Linked DNA regions of Homo sapiens: regions 1, 2 and 4 are each linked to region 3. The links are chromatin loops, found by intact Hi-C in ENCODE. Cell type or tissue: K562. All regions are shown on one strand.

Region 1 (5,000 bases), 410 kb after region 3:
AACCTACCAGATGCTGATCTGTTTTGTTCAAACAGAGCGGACAATAAGCTCCACTTGCTTAGAGAGCTTACATTCTCATCAGGTAAGATAAATAATAAATACTACACAAAAGATAATAAATATACAAATCATATGGGGTGCTGGAAGTTATAAATTCTGAGGAATTCACAGAGCAGGCTAAAGAGAACTATTTTCGTGTGCAGGCAGGGCATGGCGGGGTCAACAACAGGGAGCCTGCGGGTTGAGTGGCATGAGTGAGGAGGAGAACAGGAGGAGACGAAGTCAGAATCACAGGGAAGCAGTGAACCTGCTGCCTCACACCCATAGGAAGAAAGGCCTTGAGCGAAAGGAATAGGATTTGTAGATGGCAGATGACATGGTATCACTTACATTTTGTAAGGATCACCTGGCTTCCCTGTTGAGAATACTGTGGACAAAGGTGGCAATTTAGGAGACAGTTTAGGGAGTTAATGCCAAAATCCAGGGGAGGCATGATGATTTGGCTTGGAGCAGGATTTAAATTCAGGGCCAGGGGTTTTATTTCACAAGTGGTGAGAAGGAAAGTAGTGAGAAGTGGTTGGATTCTGGATACATTTGAGAGGTAGAAGCTGTGAAACCAAGTTTCACCAAGGGACAACTCTAGGTATCATAGAGCAATTGATTATTACTAAAGTCATCCTTGTATCATGTCATCTACCCTAAAATGAAAGTGAAATGACTACTTTCTATTTATATTGTTTTATTTCTAGAATGCTTTGCTTAGAATCCCTTAAAAGTTGCAGGTATGAAAACTCTAGGAGCTGGTTAATAGCTGTCAATGAGTCATTACTACATTATTCATGGATTAAAATGAATATGTGGCTTAGGGCGATTGAGCTCGACTTAAATGACTACCAACAAGTGATTGACAAATGATTTAGGAGACTTCAGTCTGATAAAACGTTTTCCTAAGACTTTAAATTGACTTCTCAGCAATTTTTGCAGCTACTCAAATCCAAGTAAAATTGTTAGCCCTGTCTAGAGAAAGGTCAATTGCTCAAGGTCAAAGGCAAGTAAATACATAATTTAATTGTTCTTGTTTGCTCTGAGTTTTTTAAAAGGGCAGCCTAATATTGATTTGAATTAATTTAATGAGCATGTTCATTTTAAGAGAGAACTAATAGTGTTAAAAGAAATGATTAAAATCCCAGGAAGTTAAACCACCAGGGTTTAATTCTTACACCATTCTTTACCTTCAACACATTATTTAACCTTTGTTTTGGTTTCTTCTTCTGAGCGCAGAAATAATCATAATAATAACTATGCCTTACAGGTTTTGAAGTTAAGCGAGCTTATGCTTGTACCAAACAAACAATGCACAATGTAAGTGCACGATAAATGCTATTGTTATTAGAAGGCTACACAGAAAATGTCAAAGAAAACATCTTCATTGATGCCTAGTATAACACTAGTTCAGTAATGGATCAATTACTTCTAATCTCAATCACTATGAGGGCCATAAGGCAAAGGATTTATGGTTTATAGCTAAGAAACCCAGCAGTATTTTGTGTAAAGCAAGAAAAGCAACACCGTGATACTTACAATTCATTTATTGATATCTGAAAAATTTCCCTATCACTAAGAGTATTCCATTCATATATTGGAGAAATAGCACCATTCCAATCATAACTACAGTAAATATCAAGACAGATATTCCTTCCATAGGAAAAAAATATCTATGAAACTTAGATAATAGAAAAAAATAGAGGAACATCTTCCAAAATCTACATAATTTTCTAATTCATTCTTTTCTATCTAGTTCCACATTTGCCTTCTCTTGGAAAATACTTTTCCTTCACACCCTTGTCAGTTCAATATTTCTACAGAAAATACACCTTTACAAAGCAAAAGCAGATTCCTCTTCATATTAAAATTAGTTGTACTTTTAAAAAAGTTTTTGTTTTCTGGCTGTGTAAATAATGTTCTCCAGAAACAACAGAGAAAACTCTCAATGAGACCACATATTACATGTGTTTGAAAATCAGAAATAGCCCGGAATTTCCTGAGTATGTATTTATGACTGTCTATGTTTCTGCTATAAATACCCAGATATAATAAGTTATAGACATTATGTTGACATATTTATATGTAACATGCCATTGTGTACATGGCAATATTATTGAAATTATCCTTGAAAAATAAAAAAGTAAAACAACTAAACAACAACAGCAAAAGGGATGTTAGGAACGATAAACATGCTTACATGGGACCAAAGACAATTGCAGTGCAGTAAAGCCTTGATCAGGAAAGAAAGCACATTTCTCCTGAGCAGCTCCATGAATGTACAAAACAGTGGTGGTATCTTCTTTCAATTACTGCTGGTGCCATGAGCCAAAAGATTCCGAGTTTGTTTGAGCAAAGCCACAAAGGAACTGCTGTCAGGAATCAATTTCAGGCTGTGGAGAAAGCCCTCCAAAAGCCAAAGAATTTGGTCTCATGCAGGGTATGGGATTTTGAAGGCATATTTTGTAGTGTGGGAATGAGTTTATCCTGACGTGAAGGAAATGGGGAGTAAATGGGAAAGTATTTTTCCTATGAGCTGGCTAAAACTTCAGTAACCTGATGCTTTTATAAATCAATCAGATGCAGCATCCTGTTTCTTCACATGACTGTTTTTCTTAGATGATTAGGCCCCCTTACCAAATGGATTTGAGTTTTAAAACGCAGTAAATGCTAAGTCAATTCGGTTGCAACAACCAGGCTTTTGTGTCTGCCTGAGCTGTTTAGTTACCCTTGGTCCTTGTTCACTTGTTGAGGCCAAACTCTTTTCATTGTGAAAGACCAACAGTTTGGAGAAGAGAAGCTCAAATAGTACTTTCTTTCACCTAGAAGGTTATCGTTTGAAAAAGTCTTATTTCCAAGAGTAATATCTCCCTCTGGGTGCAGGAAAGCCTACAGTTTTCTGGACTCTCTGGCTTCCTTCAAGTTTGGCAGACAACCTGGTTTACTTTGCGTCTCCAGTACACATAGGAAATGGAGGAAAGAGAATAAAGTGCTTCTGCCAACACTGCTGCAAACCAAGGCCACTGACCTGCTGGCCTTGGCTCTGTGTCCTCCAGGGGGCGTGACATATGCACTTCAGTGTGAATGATGTGCAATATTGTACTGTAAAATCCCCAAAATTTATAGCATGTCTCTCTGACAGTTATACAAAAGTGACCTAGTGTGAAAACTGACATTCAGAGTCATCAAAACGTATGATACTAATGATACTAGTGGCTTTATTTTTTCCTCTTTAGAAGTTCTCAGATATTACACATACCCAGAGGAGGATTTGTGGTATTAATGTTTCCTGAAACGTGTTAGACCACAGAGCCCTTCTTCTGTGGAACATTATGAGACTAATGTCCACAAACTATTCTTTGGGAAACACTATTACCAGAATGCATGCACTTAAACGCAAATAAATAGCAATGCAAAGATGTTTGTCTACATTACCCTTTCAGCAAGTTAGAGAAAATTTTCAAGTGCATTGGTCAAAGCAAAACATATGACAAAGCATTGAGTTAACAATGTAAAACACTCAGTTAAAATATTTCTATTTCCCTTGGGATCCTCTAGAGAAATTAACAATCCATATGTCTACCAATTTTACTTTCAACTCTTTCTCTAACATCATAAACTGTTTGTGTCTTTTTGTCCTGAGTTAAGATGAAAAATAGAAAATTACTGAATGAGAAAGATTGAGTAGCTTCTCAGGGTGTCTCCACCACACTAAAACCATTAAAATGTAAAGTAAAATATCTGAAGTATCTGAAGGGACATCTTCAATGATAACATAAAGGCACAAAGTAAAAATGTCAGTGTAAAAATGAAAATCAGGAATTCAGTGAATATTTATGTAGAGACATGTTCCTCATCTCGTTATCTTGCATCTATACAGATGTTCTTTAATTTCCATTTAATTCTCGTAAGCTCTTGGAGTATGAATTTGTAATCCTGAAGTATTGAATGATTCTTATTTTGTTCTTTCTACTGTTATTCAGTTTTTTTCAATAGACATGCATTTTGTATAATTATGTGTAGATTGTATTTCTAAGCACCATTATATAAAATGTAGATTACAACAATTTTCTGTATCTCAATTGGGTACCATATATTTGCAGTTCTCTTGTTCCTAAAGAAGTTGGCAGACCAGAAGGTAAACAGCAGCTCTCTGGGTGGTGGGGACATGGCGGAATTTTGAAAATATTGTAACTCCTTTTAAATTTCAGATTTTATACATGTGTTTGTTACTTTTTCAACAGAAAAAAAAACATTTTTAGCTTTCAAATGTATCACAATCATTTTATGAATGGACTATAACGTCCAGATCGGTAGGGTGTGAATCTTAACTTCTCCTCTTCCTCTCTGTGTGGTCCTGGGCAGGTCACTTAACCCTCTGTATCTCAGTTTTCACATCTGTAACATGGGGGGAAATAACAGAATCTACTTCCATAGGCTGTTGTGTGGAATAAATGAATCAACACTTTGAAAGGACCTGGAGCAAAGTCAGTAGTCTGAAAATGTTATCCTTGATGATAATTATTTTTTAACTGCTGAAGTCTTTTATTGATGAATTTGGAAGTATACCATTATTAGAAGGACTTTCCCAAAGTAAACACTTTAATCCTGGAGGGGGGTAGTTCCTCAAAAATGTTGTACTGCAGCTTGGAATCTAATTCTGCTTAAATGTGGCTCTTTTGTCCTTGTTTTTCCTCTGACTGTGAGGTGCTGGGGGTGTGTCATGACTGCTGTGCCTACTGTGTTGCACCTCGCATTGTGTATGCAATAAACGTTTGTTAAATACATGGACCCAGGCATCAGAGAAGCCTAGGCGTCTTAATCAATGTTTCAGGGAACAAGGGCCTTGGTCTCTGCCCCAGCAGTTCTGAAACATTTGCACACTGCAGCCACTTTCCGTGAACTGGTGGGACTGCAGCAGTGGCTTCCTCAGTGTGCTGCAGCATCAGCATCACCTG
Region 2 (5,000 bases), 81 kb after region 3:
ACTGCTGGCTTTTGCTTTCTTTACCAGAAAGTGCCTCCTCCAGCTTCCCCCTCTCCATCCCAGTGTGGTGCCCTGCCCGCCAGGATTGCTGGTGAGGCCTGGGCAGCCTGAGCTGCAGGACAAACCACAAACCACAGGCTTCAGGGAACACTCCAGGCTTGTCGCCCTCTGACTGCAGCAGACATGACATCCATCATTGGAGAGGAGGGGGGACATGGCCGCAGTGAAGAAACATGGGGCAAGGAAATAAAATGATGGAGGGGGAAGAGGGGATGAGGAGACAGGACAAGCAGGAGGCCAAACTGAGCTTTCTTTTATTTCTTTTATTTATTTAATATATTTAGGGATATATATATATTTAGAGAGAGATATATATATATTTAGAGAGAGATATATATTTAGAGATATATATCTCTAAATATATATAAAATATATATAAATCTCTAAATATATATCTCTCTAAATATATATCTCTCTAAATATATATCATATATATTTATATATCTAAATAACTATATACAGAGTATATATAGATATCTATATTCAGATATATATAGGTATCTATATTAATATTTATATCTAACTATTTTTTTGAGCAGGGTCTTGCTTTGTCACCCAGGCTGGAGTGCAGTGGTGAGATTTTAGCTCACTGCAGCCTAGATCTCCTGGACTCAAGCCATCTTCCCATCTCCTGAGTGGCTGGGACTACAGGCATGAGACACCACACCCAGCTAATTTTTTATTTTTTGTAGAGACTGGGTCTCAGTATGTTGCCCAGGCTGGTCTCAAACTCCTAAGCTCAAGGGATCCTCCTGCCTCAGCCTCCCAAAGTGCTGGGATTACAGGCGAAAGCCACCATGCCAGGCCCATGGACGCTTCAGATGTTGGGTGCACTTAACTTTTAAGCCTTGACCTTATCTATCTTCTACCCCATTTCCAACTCCACAGAAGCATATTTCCTCCAATTAAAAGGTCCTGGGGGCACTTTTCAGTGAACACTGCTTCCTTCCCAAAGCACAACTATTGTCTTAGAATACATCCAAACCCTCCTCACACTGCATTTATAAATACCACTGAAATTCACATTTCAACATGATTTTGTATAATTTATTAGAATGTGTTGAATGAATAAAAAATGAATTAAGGAAGCAAATTGTGCACAAAGATTTTCCTACACAGCACAGGTGAGGGGCCAGAGATTGTAAGTGAAAGGCTTCACAGATTGCCCGTCTTCCTGTATTTCTTGTGGTTATGTTAATAGACTTAACATTTTGTTACTAGGACTTGACTCAATTTGTAAACCGTTAAAATGAAAGCTAATTTTTCTTGATAAGTATATCATCAATTTTACAGATTTTTTATTGTATTATATCAATTCATCATCTTTCATTTAGAAGTATATCAACATGGGATTTCCCCTACTATAATAAAAGGAAGAAAAGCTGCCCAGAGAAAATTAAACTGTAGATTTCCTCCAATTAAAAAATTGTATCTTAAGACATTTTTATAAAGGCCCATGTTCTCTTTACTTGCTATGTATTCTGTGGGTTAGACATGAGGCGGAGGATATTACTCTCTGGCTTTTGTCCTTCTTGGCTGTAAGATCAACTAAATTCTCTAGAGTTTTGAGGTAATAAGTCAGCCATTTTTCCTTTTCCTCGATTCTGCTTCCCTAGTCCGCTGCCTGAGCCCCTTGACCTCCTCTTTCACTTGCTCTGTGTTGGGACAAGAGCAAAGGTTTCCACCAACTCACAGCAAGCCCAGGCCAGTGTAGAAGAGGCTCTGTCAGACTCCAGCCAGCATCTTCCCACCACTGGCTGGGGAAGGCCCAGAGAAGGTGGAGAAAGTTCAATAGAATTGGTAGTAAGAAGATAACAATAATCTTGTGGAATTTTCCAAGAACTTATTCCACAAAGTAACAATCAACAGACACTGGAGAAGAATGTGAATTATTCTGAGAGAAAGTACAGAAGGTGGGCAACAGTTTATAGACTGCACGCCATCATATTCTAGGCACCTTTAAAAAAAGCCATTTCAAAGATGAGATAACTTGGTGGAGTGAATTGAATGCAAGTTTCAGAGTCAGAAATAACAAGGGGCTTAAACCCTATCCCAGCCATATAAGGGTCAGCCAATTTCTTTATGCCTCCATTTCTTCATCCAAAAAATACCAAAAACAATACCCATGCTCCAGGCTCACCAAGAGCACTCACTCATCATGCGTGTCAAGAAACTAGTGCTGGGTAGATGCCAGTAATTGCCTGTTTCCAGCCTTTTGGGGTGGATACCAGCATGGGAGAGGCCAGTGCTGTCTCTAAGGGGAGGGAGTTATACCCACTAGAGCTAGAAAGGGAAAGACATAGAAAGTGAACATTTAGGATGTGGAGATGAGCAGGGTCTAGAGCAGAGCAGCTGCCAGACATGAGAAAAGGTGGGCCTGAGGTTCAGAGCCATGGACCCCCACACAGCAAAGCAGAAACTCACATCGAGGATTTCCTTGTTGGCTTTCGGAGATGTTGCTTCTCTTAATTCCTTGATAGCGACGGGAATTTTAACTTTCTCACCTTCTGGGATCCAGAGTCCCTATGACAGAGAGAGAAGGAAGACGTTAACTGGCAATTGTGAGATGGTGCCACATGCTGCCCAGTGATCTGGGTGGATGTTACCAGCGATGCACCCCGAAGGTGAGGGACACTGGGGCTGTGGAGCCGCACCTAAGGCTGATATTGCTGGGGGCTGTGACGCCCCCGCAGCCCTGCAGCTGTTGGGCTCCACGAATCACACTGATTATTTAGATAAAAGAATCTCAAGCTTGTAAAGCCTGTTATAAAGTCCGTGTGGATCATTTCATCCAGAATTTAATGATGCTGCGTCTAGGCCTAACTGAAATCAGATTTCATGCAAAGAGGATCTAGAAGAAGCAAACGAAGATGAGCCCATTTCAGCTGGGCTGCATTCTGATGCCGTGCGGTGAGAGGCGGCCCTCCTCCCGCCCTGTGCTGCACCCCATGGCAAGGTCAATGGCCCCTTTCATAAAAATGCCTTTGGTCTGTGAATTGGTCTCACAGGACCACTGATTACTGTGGTTATAAAAGATTTCCTCTCAATAACTTGGGAAAAACACTGGAGTTTCCCAAACACTCAGTGAAACAAAGAGTAAAGTAGATGATGGAAATATACAGCTTGCAAGGACTCTGGGCTCCCCACCAGACCATGAGAGGCCCTGCGGCCCAGCCCAGAGGCCTGTGCCAGGGACCTTACCTTATACACCGTGCCGAACGCACCGGAGCCCAGCACTTTGATCTTTTTGAATTCAGTTTCCTTCAAGATCCTCAAGAGAGCTTGGTTGGGAGCTTCTCCACTGGGTGTAAGAGGCTCCACAAGCTGGGGGGGACAAGAACACAGAGACAAGGGTCACCTCAGCCCTCACCATGCTGGAAAGCAGTGCCAGACATGGCCCAGCAGGGGGACCAGCAGCCACGGCATGGGCTTGGGTGCCAGGACACGGCACTTGCCAGCTCATTTGGAAGGACAAATGTACGCCTTCTCTACAGAGCTTGACAGAAGTTGGTAGAAACACAGGCTCTGATACAGGTGTTCTTTAACTGAACAGCTACCTTTCAACAAACACAATTTCTATGTCTGTTTCCACGCCTATTAACTGGATTGAAAACTCCGGTAGGGAAGTTGTGCATGGCGGTCGTTTGGTTGGGGCACATCACACGCGCTTATGCTTATGAGCCGCTGGGTTGCTCTTTCCAGAGAACATGGCTTCCAGCACAGGACTGGGCTGTGGCGAAGTCCATCATGGACAAAGCCACTGTGTGGACAATGGTGTTTTCCAAAGCAGGAATCTCTCGCCTTCGCCACAGTGCCAGCATGGGATCAACAGCCAGGCTTCCTGGCCTCCCTCCTATGCACACACAGGCACCGGGTCCTAAGCAGATGCCACACAGCTTTGTGGACATTGAAGGGTGCAGCCTAGAAACATTGCCATTTCCTCGGATGGATGTACCAACATGTCACCAACTGGGTATAACTGCACATTCAGAGATTCTTTCTGCATCATAATACAATTATGTATCTAACATACACAACTGCTAATGGCCCGTTCTCGGGGCTGGCCCTTGTTCCTGTCGGGGTGCGAGGGCTCCTGAGCCCACCCAGGACTGGCACTCACCTCCCTCTCCTGCAGCAGCCTCCGCAGCGTGCGCTTCCGAACGATGTGGCGCCTTCGCATGAAGAGGCCGATCCCCAGGGCCACCACCAGCAGCAAGAGGAGGGCCCCCACCATCCCAGTGGCGATGGACGGGATCTTAGGCCTGGAATGAGGTGGAGGAACAAGGAAGGGTGAGGTTGCTGACAGATTCCATGGCCTTGGCACTCAACACGCCCCTGCATGTTTCAGTGCACTGACATCTTGTAGAATGATCTTGGAAAGTGAGACACTATGTAGCTTCTAAAAGGAGAAAAAACAGGCTTCTAAGGCAACGTTTCCAACTTTCTCAAGCTCTCCCCAGTCCCCTACCAGGCACACTTTTCCTCATTTTTTAAAATTGAGGCTTTATCTGGACCTCTCCATATAATGAGTATTTTTCAATTTGTTGATTAACAAAATATGATTCAAAAAATAACTTAGACTTCAATAATGCTTTTTCATGGATTGGTATTTTGTTCATTCCAAGAGTATTTCCATGCAATTGAAGTGCCATAGTCCATACACATGGACCAGGCACTGCCTCTGGCCAGGCTGGGTGAAGGGACTTTTTGGCAATGCTGAGACTCCTCTGGGTCCTTGGCTTTTAAGATGAGCACATGGATTGTGTGAAATACTCTCTGAACGAGCTTGAAAGGGGTTATAAAGGAATAGGATTCAGACATAGAAAGCATCATTGTGATGAGTGATGTCATCATGCAGCCTCAGACTGTAGGGTGCATTTAATCCTCCCTCCCACAGAGGTCATGTCTAGTTCCAGAGAGAGGAAACCAGAAGCCACATG
Region 3 (5,000 bases):
TATATACCATGTTTATGGCTTATAAGAGTCACTATTATTAAGATAGCAGTTCTTCCCAAATAGGTGTATACATTCCGTGAAAGCCCAGCAGGACTTTTTGTGGGAATTGACAAAATGATTTTTTAAAATCTATATGGAAATGCAAAGCACCTAGAATCTGCAAAGCCATCTTGAAAAAGGGGAAAAAAAAGTTGGCAGGCTTACATTGCCAGCTTTCAAAACTTATAGAAAGCCGGCCGGGCGCGGTGGCTCACACCTGTAATCCCAGCACTTTGGGAGGCCAAGGAGGGTGGATCACGAGGTCAGGAGATCGAGACCATCCTGGCTAACGTGGTGAAACCCCGTCTCTACTAAAAATACAAAAAATTAGCCAGGCGTGGTGGCGAGCGCCTGTAGTCCCAGCTACTCAGGAGGCTGAGGCAGGAGAATGGTGTGAACCCGGGAGGCAGAGCTTGCAGTGAGTGGAGATCGCGCCACTGCACTCCAGCCTGGGCGACAGAGCGAAACTCTGTCTCAAAAACAAACAAACAAAAAACTTATAGAAAGCCAATAAAGCTGCAGTGATCAAGACAATGTGGCACAGGCATAAGGATCAACAAACAGATAAAAGGCATAGAAAGCCCAGAACTGGGCCTGCTATTACATGACTATACCTAATTTGGGAACAGTGGTTATCCTTGTGATTATGGATATAATTACAGATATGATTATACTCAACTTGGGAACAGTTTTTTTTTTTTTTTTTTTTGCCTATATTAAGTGTTGTCAGGTCAAGGAGGTATGTACTGGTTGAAAAAAGATCCTGATTTGTAGGAAAAGACACAGCACATGGTGATGTTTTAGAGAGTTAAAATTTGGAGCCATTCTCCATATTCATTGGATAGAATCATCATCCCTCCTCTGCCTTTCAGCCTATATAATCAGTAAGAATTATATGGCAGATAAAAATCTGGCATTGAAGGATCAATCAACTATTAGACAATTGATCTCATTTTCTCATGTCGTCTATCTACATCTCTCATGTCATCTGGCATATCATATGTTCTAGGTCAGTCCTGAGTTCAACTAGTCTGTCCTGTGATTTTCACTATTATTTACACTTGTTAGGTCACTATCGTGGGGTTCAGAATATTGGTGTGAGGTGGTGGCATGGGTGCTTTTTTTGGAGCAGTTGTGGGGTGGAATCCCTCCTGCATGACCTGAGGCCACAAGAAACCCCTTCCACCACAGGTGTATCACACGTAATAAACCCTCGTGTGCCTTGTTACATGATAAGCACTTTATATACCTTAGACATTTTAACCTAAATCAACCCTAAAAGGCAAGGTTATTTTTTCTACTAAATTTCCAACAACTAGGTGAACTAAAAGTAGGTTGAAAGACCAATTCTTATGAAAGAATGATTGTCAAAAAGAAAAAGATAAATTCTTCTGAAGAGACGAGAGACATAGGAGCAACTCAGACAGGAAACTTTTAATGGGTTTTAATCCAGGGTTTACAATGTTTTGAATCTGCAATTCTGAAATCCAAAGCAGATCTGGAAATTGAATGTTTTTGGCAACAAATTGGGTGGCAAAATCTGAACTATTTGTAGCTCTGTGTGCTGACGAGCATTGTGAGTGCCCTAGAGGGGCATCAAGCTTTTGCCCACAAAATCCTTTCTTTCCTTGGAGCATCTCAGTGGAGTTGTGTTTTGAGAAATAGTGCCTGACATAAGTTCGGTATTGCTACGTAAGACCTCTTTATTGTTTTTCTGCATAACTTTGGATTTTCCAATTCAGTTTACTTTGACCCACTCTTTACAGTTTAAGCATGCCAGGTGGTAACTCGATGGCTTCGCATCTTAATGATCGCATCTATGTGCATAATTCTTTGGGGTTCGTGGAGCAGTTTCACATTCATTATCTTGTTTGGTCCTTAGTAAAACTCCTTCTTTATTTTCAGCACTGAAGAAGTGGAGTCTCAGAGGTCACACAGCTGGCATGTGGCAGAACCAGCCACGCCATGCCGCCATGCCGCTTTGAGGACCAGTGACCCTCAGGGACTTAGCAAAATGCCATCTTCAAAACAACTTGTCAAGATCCTCACGGGCAGTCAGTGTCATGTTTTATATCGCGTACAACCTGCAGCACAGGGCGCAGCAGGCGTGAGTGCCACTGTCTAGGGACTCTCCATACCCTCCAGCCTTCAGACGCAGGAACGGGAATCTCAGCCAGCTGTCTCCTCTGTCCCAGGTTTCTCTCCAGTCTCACCTGAGGTCGAAAAGTCCGAATGAAGTAGGTGATAGTCCATTGATCTGAAGGGCATAGTGGCTCATGGGATTTTGCTGAGTCTACACCAGGTGTCAAAGAGTCTGGTGCCCAAACCTTGGCAAGTGCACGTGACTGATTACCTCATTGTCAGAAAATGTGGGAGCCCGGCAGCGCTTGGGACCACCTGGCTCAGACTCTTCATTCCAGACCAGACCACTGAGGCCCGGGAAGCGGGGTCCACTTACAGGACGTCGGAAGGCAGTGGGCAGGAACTGGGCTCCTTCCTGCCGGGCCAGCTTTTCGGAGGCTGGCACTGGGGCTTCGGGACTTGAGGACCTGATCGCTGCGCAGGCCACGCGCCACCCGCAGAGGGCACCCGCGGTCCGCCGCGTTCCAGGGCGCGGGCTCTGGGGCTGGCCTCTCTGGCGCGCGAGGGTTTGCTGAGATTTAACAGAGGGCCGTTACACTCACAGTGTAAGAACAGACTGACAATTCCAGGGCGCTGGCTTTTATGAAAATAGGAAACGCCACGATGCACTCTAACGTGGAGATGGGTTCGTCTGTGACAAGAGGAAGCCTGTTTGAAAGGCAGATTTCGGGAAAATGTAGGGAGGCAAGAGCGTTGGCCGAGCTCCTCAGAAGTCCCTGAACAGTTCTGTTTTCCAGGGCGCCGTTCACACTGAGATGAGACAGGTGGAAAAGAGAGCTCGCCCTTCTTGCATTGTCACACGGAGCGGCCCTCTCCCTGTGCAGCGTGGAGTCCCCTGGGCGCGGGCGAGGCTCAGGCGGGACGCGGCGGAGACCGAGCTTGTCCCTGTGTGGACCCGGGCAACTGCCGGTGGGCGAGGCCTGGATGGTGGCCAGGCCGCAGCCACCCGGACGTTTGCGAGCGCCGAAGGTGGGCCTGGAGGCGGGGACCTGGCCCTGCGGGGCCGGTGCGTGCGGGGCCCGGCTGAGCCGCCGGCTCCACCGGCAGGGAACCCGGCTCCCGCCTTCCCGGCAGGGAACCCGGCTCCCGCCTTCCCGGCCACACCGGGAGTGTGTGAGGGGGGACCCTTGGCCGGCAGGGGGCGCTCTCGGCCACTCCATCCGCCCGGTCACCGCGGGATCCCGCTGCTCCATCCCGCCGGTGCCGCCGTCGCGCCTCCTCCCGCAGCCCAGCTCTGCCTCCGCCTTCGCTCCCCGACTCCTCCCTTCTCCCTCTCAGTCCCGCAGGGAAGCTGGGCTGGGCGAGAGGGTGTCTCCTGGGTCCACCGTGGAAGCCCGAGGCGCGGGTGCGGAGCCAGCCCAGGGCTGCCGGCGTGAGCTGCAGGGCTGGCCTGGTGCTCATCCTCTGCCCGGGGCGCGGGAAAGGCGAGGGACGCTGTGCTGGATCTGTGTGCTCAGTGGCCATGCGTCGGCCTCAGGACTGGGAACGAGGCGAGAGACACAGATGTGGGTGATTTCCCTGTGGAAGCTGTACCCGAGGCCGTGGGAGTGGAGGGCACTGGGCTGCGAATGGAGACAGGATGCCCCGAGGGCCCGGGAGCGGGAGGTGGAGCGGGTCCCAGACGGCAGGGGCTCGGAGTGGGAGGCAGCGGGACTGGGAGAGCCGCGCTGGGGCCGCAGGGGTGCGCAGGGAGCTTCCTGCCCTTTGCACCTCAGGCTCCGGGAGCTGATTTGTTTCACCTTGGGCAGGTGCAGGATCTGCGCTTGCAGCCACCTTACTTCGTGGGCTGTACCTGAGGTGACAGGCAGGGTCTTCTCTGATGAAGTTACCCACACGAGTCACCACGGGATGACGGTGAGCAGGTGCCACGGAAGGTAACACTGAGCGCATGCGGTTAAAGGACAAGAGGGAAAGGGTGAGGGCAGACCAACGGTCATTTTCACAACTCTTCTATGTTAGTCAGGGTTCTCTAGAGGGACAGCACTGATAGGATAGACCTATATATGAAGGGAAGTTTATTAAGGAATATTGACTCACACGATCACAAGGTGAAGTCCCACAATAGGCTGTCTGCAAGCTAAGGAACAAGGAAGCCAGTCTGAGTCCCCAAACCTCAAAAGTAGGGAAGCCAACAATGCAGTCTTCAGTCTGTGGCTGAAGGCCCGGGAGCACCTGGCAAACTACTGGTGTAAGCCCAAGAGTCCAAAAGCTGAAGAACTTGGAGTCCAGTGTTTGAGGGCAGGAAGCATCCAGCTCGGAAGAAAGATGGAGGCGGGAAGACTCAGCCAGTCAAGTCCTTCCACGTTTGTCTGCCTGCTGTTATCCTACCTGCACTGGCAGCTGATTAGATGATGCCCACCCAATTGAGGGTGGGTCTGCCTCTCCCAGTCCACTGAAATGAAATGCTAATCTCCTTTGGCAATACCCTCACAGACACACCCAGGAACAGTACTTTGTATCCTTCAATCCAATCAAGTTGACACTCAGTATTAACCATCACACTCTGCAAGGAAGGTGTTTTATGTCCATTTTATAGAAGAGAAACTGAGGCTCAGAGAAGTTGTTATTTGTCCAAGATTACAGAGCCAGCTTCTGGCCAACCTTGAGCGATTCAAAAATTGAAGCCCCTTCCACTAGGTCCCACTGACATCTGGATTCCACCTGACTACTGGCTGCACAATTTCCCCTTAAGTCAGTTCCTCTGTGGTTGTGCCCAGCTGCCCCGCTTGGTAGAATTATCCAGTAGACATTTTTCAGTCCTTGTCTTCCACACCATCCCTCTGGTGTTTGACCCAGATCGTGCACTCCTCACAATGTTC
Region 4 (5,000 bases), 380 kb after region 3:
ACTATTCACTGTTGCTACAATAGTGTATCTAAAATGATATTTTTAACAAAAAATCACAAGATTTGCAAAAGCAAAAAAGGAAATCAATCTATATACAAGAAAAAAAGCAGGCAACACCAACTGCCTTTGAGAGAGTTCTGTTTTAAAATTTAGCAGACAAAGACCTCAAAGAAGCTATTATAAATGTGCTCAAAGGGGCTGGGCATGGTGGCTCGTGCCTGTAATCCCAGTACTTTGGGAGGCCAAGGCAGGCGGATCATAAGGTCAGGAGTTTGAGATCAGTCTGGCCAAAATGGTGAAACCCCATCTCTACTAAAAATACAAAAATATTAGCCAGGCGTGGTGGCACATACCTGTAATCCCAGCTACTTGGGAGGCTGAGGCAGGAGAATTGCTTGAACCCAGGAGGCAGAGGTTGCAGTGAGCCGAGATCATGCCACTTCACTCCAGCCTGGGCAACAGAGCAAGACTCCATCTCAACAACAACAACAACAACAACAAAAATGTGCTAAAAGAACTAAGGTAAAAAAGGCAAAGGGGTAAAGGGAAAGGAAAAGGTAAAATAAAAATGAAAAGGTAGAGGGCATAATGACAATGTCTTATCACTGTGAAATAGAAAATATCATTTCTGTATCTCACAAGAATAAAGTTAGTATAAATCCCAAGGATATTCTGACAAGTTAAGATGTATGTGGTAAGCCCAGCATACATAAAATAATTAAATATATAATAAAAAGGAACTAAAAGTTGCATAAGTTCATTAAAGGAAATAAAAGTCACACTAGAAAAATATTTACTTAATGCAAAAAAGCGATAAATGAGAAAAAGTAGAATAAAAATGACACGAGAAATATAGAAAAAAGAAAGATAAAATGTAAGATATAAATACAGTTTTATCAATAATAAAAATAAATGTGAAAGGATTAATTATGCTGATCAAAAGCATAGATTGACAGTCCAGATATAGAAAGATCTGTCTTAGTTCATATGGGATACTATTACAAAATACCATAGACTGGGTGGCTTATAAACAACAGAAATTTCTCACAATTTTGGAGGCTTGATAGTCCAGGATGAAGCTGCCAGGAGATAGAGTGTCTGGTGATGGCTTGCTTCTTTATAGACAGCTGTCTTCTCATCATAACCTCATGTGATGGAAGGGAGAAGGAGTCTTTCTTCAGCCTCTTTATAAAAGAGTACTAATCCCATTTATGATGGCTTTACCCATGTAACATAATCACCTCCAAAAGACCCCAATTACTAATACTACCACCTTGGGAGTTAGGATTTCAACATAAGAATTCGTGGGGGGACAAAAACATTCAGATTATAGCAAAATCCACCTTTATGTTCACTACAGGAAATGCACTTCAGATTCAAAGATGCAATTAGGTTTAATTAATAACAATTTCATTTATTAATACAATAGCATCAAATAATCAAATACTTAGGAATAAATTTAACAAAAAAGTAAAAGACTTCTACATTCAATAATACAAAACATAACTGAAAGAAATCAAAGTCGATCTAAATAAATGGTAATCCATGTCATACTTACAGATTGGAAGACTTAATATGGTTAAAATGGCAATATTCCCCAATGTTCTCCAAATTGATCTACAGATTCACCACAATCCCTATGAAAATCACAGCTACATTTTTTGCATACATTGATAAGCTGATCCTGAAATTCATATGGAAATTTGATGGGCTCACAATATCTAAAATTATCATAAAAAAGATGGGGGTTGGAGAACTCGAACTTCTCAATTTTAACATTCAATAGAAAGCTATAGTAATGAGTACAGTATGGTATTAGCATAAGGATAAAAATAAATATCAGTGGAATAGAGTTTATAGTTCAGAAGTAAACTCTTACATTTATGGTCAATTAATTTTCAACAAGGATGCCAAGACAATTAAGTGGGGGAAAGAATAATCTTTTTAACAAATCTTTTTTAACAACCAGATATCTACATGTAAAAGAATAAAGTTTTCCCTCTTCCTCACACCATATAAAAATATTAACTCAGAATGGATCATAGATTCAAAAATGTAAAAAACAAAAGTATAAAACTCTTAGAAGAATATATAGAGGTAAATCTTTATAGTCTTGGCTTAGGCAAAGCCTTCTTAAATATGACAAGGAAAATACAAGTAACAAGAAAAAATAGATAAATTGAACTTTACCATAATGCAATTGAAAACTTTTGCTCTTCAAAAGATGTTAACAAGAAAGTGGAAACATAATCCAAAGAATGAGATAAAATATTTGCAAACCATGTATTGAATAACAGACCTATATTTGTAATATATAAAGAACTATTAAATTCAACAATAAAAGACAATCCAATTAAAAATGGACAGAGTTTAAATAGATATTTCTTTAAAGAAGACATACAAATGTTCACTAAGCACATGAAAAGATTCTGCATATAGTTAGTCATAAGGGAAATGCAAACAAAAACCACAGTGAGCTACCACTTCACGTTCACTGGGATGGCTATGATTTAAAAGAGGTAATATTTGTTGGTGAAGATGTGGAGAAATAGAAACCCTCATAGATTGCTGATGGGAGTGTTAAATGGTGCAGTTCCTTGGGAAAACAGTCTAGCAGTTTCTCAAAAGTCTAAACATATAGTATATGACCCAGCAATTCCACTTTTAGGTATATACCTAAGACAAATGAAAACACATATTCCTATAAAACCTTATAAAGAAATATTTATGCTTTTCCAGGTTTAATTGGCTATTTTTATATTCCTTTTTCATCTCTACTATTGGCTTATTATTTCCACATCTACTAAAATTTTTTAGTGATTGCTTTAAAGTTTGAATGTATATTCTTAACTTACCATAGTCGGCTTTTAAATTACATTAAACAACTTCAGATATAATGTAAAAACCTTACAAATCTTCCATTTCCTCTCTTCCATTCATTATGCTATGTTTGTCAAACTTTTAAATTCTACATGTGTAATAAAACCGTATGTTTTATTATTATTTTTGTTTTAAGTAATCATCTTTTAAAATGACTTAAGAAAAATGTACTTTATTTGTATTTACCTTTGTTTTGCCATTTACAGCACTTTTTATTAATTTGTCTAGTTTCACATTTTGATTTGCATTATTATTTACTTGGTCTTAAGAGCTTCTTTTAACATTTCATCGCTGCATGTTGTTTTCCTGAACATTTTTTATTTGATCTTCCTTACTGAAATATATTTATTTTCACTGCATTTAGAATTCTAGATTAATGGATTTCTTTTCTTTTCTTTTCTTTTTTTTTTTTTTTTTTTTTTTTGAGACAGAGTCTCAGTCTTGTGGCCCAGGCTGGAATGCATGATCTTGGCTCACTGCAACCTCTGCCTCCCAGGTTCAAGCAATTCTCCTGCCTCAGCCTCCTGAGTAGCTGGGATTACAGGTGACTGCCACCATGCCCAGCTAATTTTTGTATTTTTAGTAGAGATGGGGTTTCACCATGTTGGCAGGCTGGTCTTGAACTCTTGACCTCAGGTGATCTGCCCACCTCAGCCTCCCAAAGTGCTGGGATTACAGGCATGAGCCACTGAGCCTGGCCTGATGGATTTTTTTTAACTTCATTATTTTAAAGGTGTCAATCCATTGTTTTCTGGATTACATATTTTTAAGAAATTTGTCATCATCCTTATCTTTGTTCTTCATGTAGTCTTTTCTCTGGGTGCCTTTGGTATTTACTGTATCTTTGGTTTTCAGCAATTTGACTATGATGTATTTGGGTATGTATGTATGTATTTGTTTATATGTATGTGTGTTTGTGTGTATCTGAATGCTAATTGTTGTTCTCTGAGTCTATTAAATTTATGGATTTTATTCATTTGGAAAATTATTGGCCATTGTTTTCTGAAGTATTCTGCCATGTTTTCTTTCTTCTCCTTTGGGGATGCCAATTACATACATGTATGTTAGGCAACTTGATATTGTCACACGAATGTTAGATACTTTGTTCTGTTTTTCATTCACTTTTCATTTTGTATTTTAGTTTGAATAATTTCTATTGACCTAGTTTGCTCAATGATTCGTTCCTCAACTTTGGCCAGTCTGCTAACCCATTAAAGGATTTCTTTATGTTTTATATTGTATGAGCCCTTTTTTTTTTATTTCTACTGTTTGTACTCAAAACTTTTATAGTTTCTATTTATCTTCTGAAAATGCCCATCCCTTCTCTGTGTTGTTTGGGTTTTTTTTGTTGTTTTGTTTGTTTGTTTTTGCTAGATCCTTCAGCACATAATTCATAGTAAATAGAAAGTTCCATGTGATAGTTTTGTGGTTCTAACTTTGTCCATTCCCTTTTCTCTTAACAATGAGTTGTCTTTGTTTGCATTTGTTGTGTCTCATAATACTTGAGTGATTTTATAACATTGTGAGTAGAAGAGAAAAAAACAAAAATAAATAGTATTCACCCTGCAGTGGGCTTACCTATGCTTCAAGTCACTAGATCCATACATCCATGCTTATTTTACTTTCAACAAATGTTTCAAAGTAACTCAATGAGGGAAAATAGCATCAAAAATGGTACTGGAGTAATTGGACATCAATTTTTTTATATAAAAAGAAGGAAGAAAGAAAAGGAAACATGAAAGAAAAGAAAAAAAGTAGAACTGAATTCTTATCTTGTCCTACATACAAAAAAATTAATGCATAATGGATCATAAACCTAAATGTATGAGATAAAAATTTTAAAACTTTAAGAATTAAGTATATGAGAAAAATCTTTGGAACTTAAGCTGGGCAAATATTTTAGAGCATAAGCACAAACCATAAAAAGAAAAATACTAATAAATCAGACATTAACAAAAATTTAAGTTATGCTTTTTAAAAGACATTGTTAATAAAATAAAAAGACAAGCCACAGATTAAAGACAAGCCACAGATTGGAAGAAAATGCTTTTTTTAAAAACCCATATATATGGTAAAAAATTGTATTCATAACACATAAAGAACATTCAAAATCTAATAAT

Evidence for each region. Hi-C counts contacts between places; a loop is a spot of excess contacts. Peaks named below come from ENCODE experiments on the same cell type or tissue, not always from the same donor. Only the 100,000 strongest peaks of a DNase experiment are listed, where the experiment ranks them.
Region 1: it touches region 3 in a loop (2.5-fold over the local background); 31 of 110 quality-filtered maps call a loop at or near these places.
Region 2: it touches region 3 in a loop (2.4-fold over the local background); 11 of 110 quality-filtered maps call a loop at or near these places.
Region 4: a loop joins it to region 3, with 2.7 times the contacts of the local background. A loop is called at or near these places in 10 of 110 quality-filtered maps.

Annotation. Positions count from the first base shown.
Region 1 is chr7:54,840,008-54,845,007 of GRCh38, reverse strand. No RefSeq gene overlaps it. Among named protein-coding and RNA genes, the nearest start is that of SEC61G-DT, 83 kb to the right of the region's middle. In K562, a CTCF peak has its summit at 3,087 (motif pointing right); no DNase peak of the experiment used is centred here; H3K27me3 peaks cover 86 bases.
Region 2 is chr7:55,172,305-55,177,304 of GRCh38, reverse strand. EGFR (epidermal growth factor receptor) reads right to left here. Exons shown (of 28, transcript NM_005228.5): 17 at 4,181-4,322; 18 at 3,262-3,384; 19 at 2,485-2,583. Among named protein-coding and RNA genes, the nearest start is that of EGFR-AS1, 14 kb to the left of the region's middle. In K562, no CTCF peak of the experiment used is centred here; no DNase peak of the experiment used is centred here; H3K27me3 peaks cover 2,489 bases.
Region 3 is chr7:55,253,337-55,258,336 of GRCh38, reverse strand. ELDR (EGFR long non-coding downstream RNA) reads left to right here and starts at 2,702. Exons shown (of 4, transcript NR_110426.1): 1 at 2,702-2,806; 2 at 2,919-3,150. RefSeq lists silencers at 2,666-2,715, 3,026-3,585. In K562, CTCF peaks have their summits at 2,625 (motif pointing right) and 3,319 (motif pointing right); DNase peaks (open chromatin) are centred at 2,646 and 3,296; H3K4me3 peaks cover 598 bases; H3K27me3 peaks cover 1,600 bases.
Region 4 is chr7:54,872,481-54,877,480 of GRCh38, reverse strand. No RefSeq gene overlaps it. Among named protein-coding and RNA genes, the nearest start is that of SEC61G-DT, 120 kb to the right of the region's middle. In K562, no CTCF peak of the experiment used is centred here; no DNase peak of the experiment used is centred here.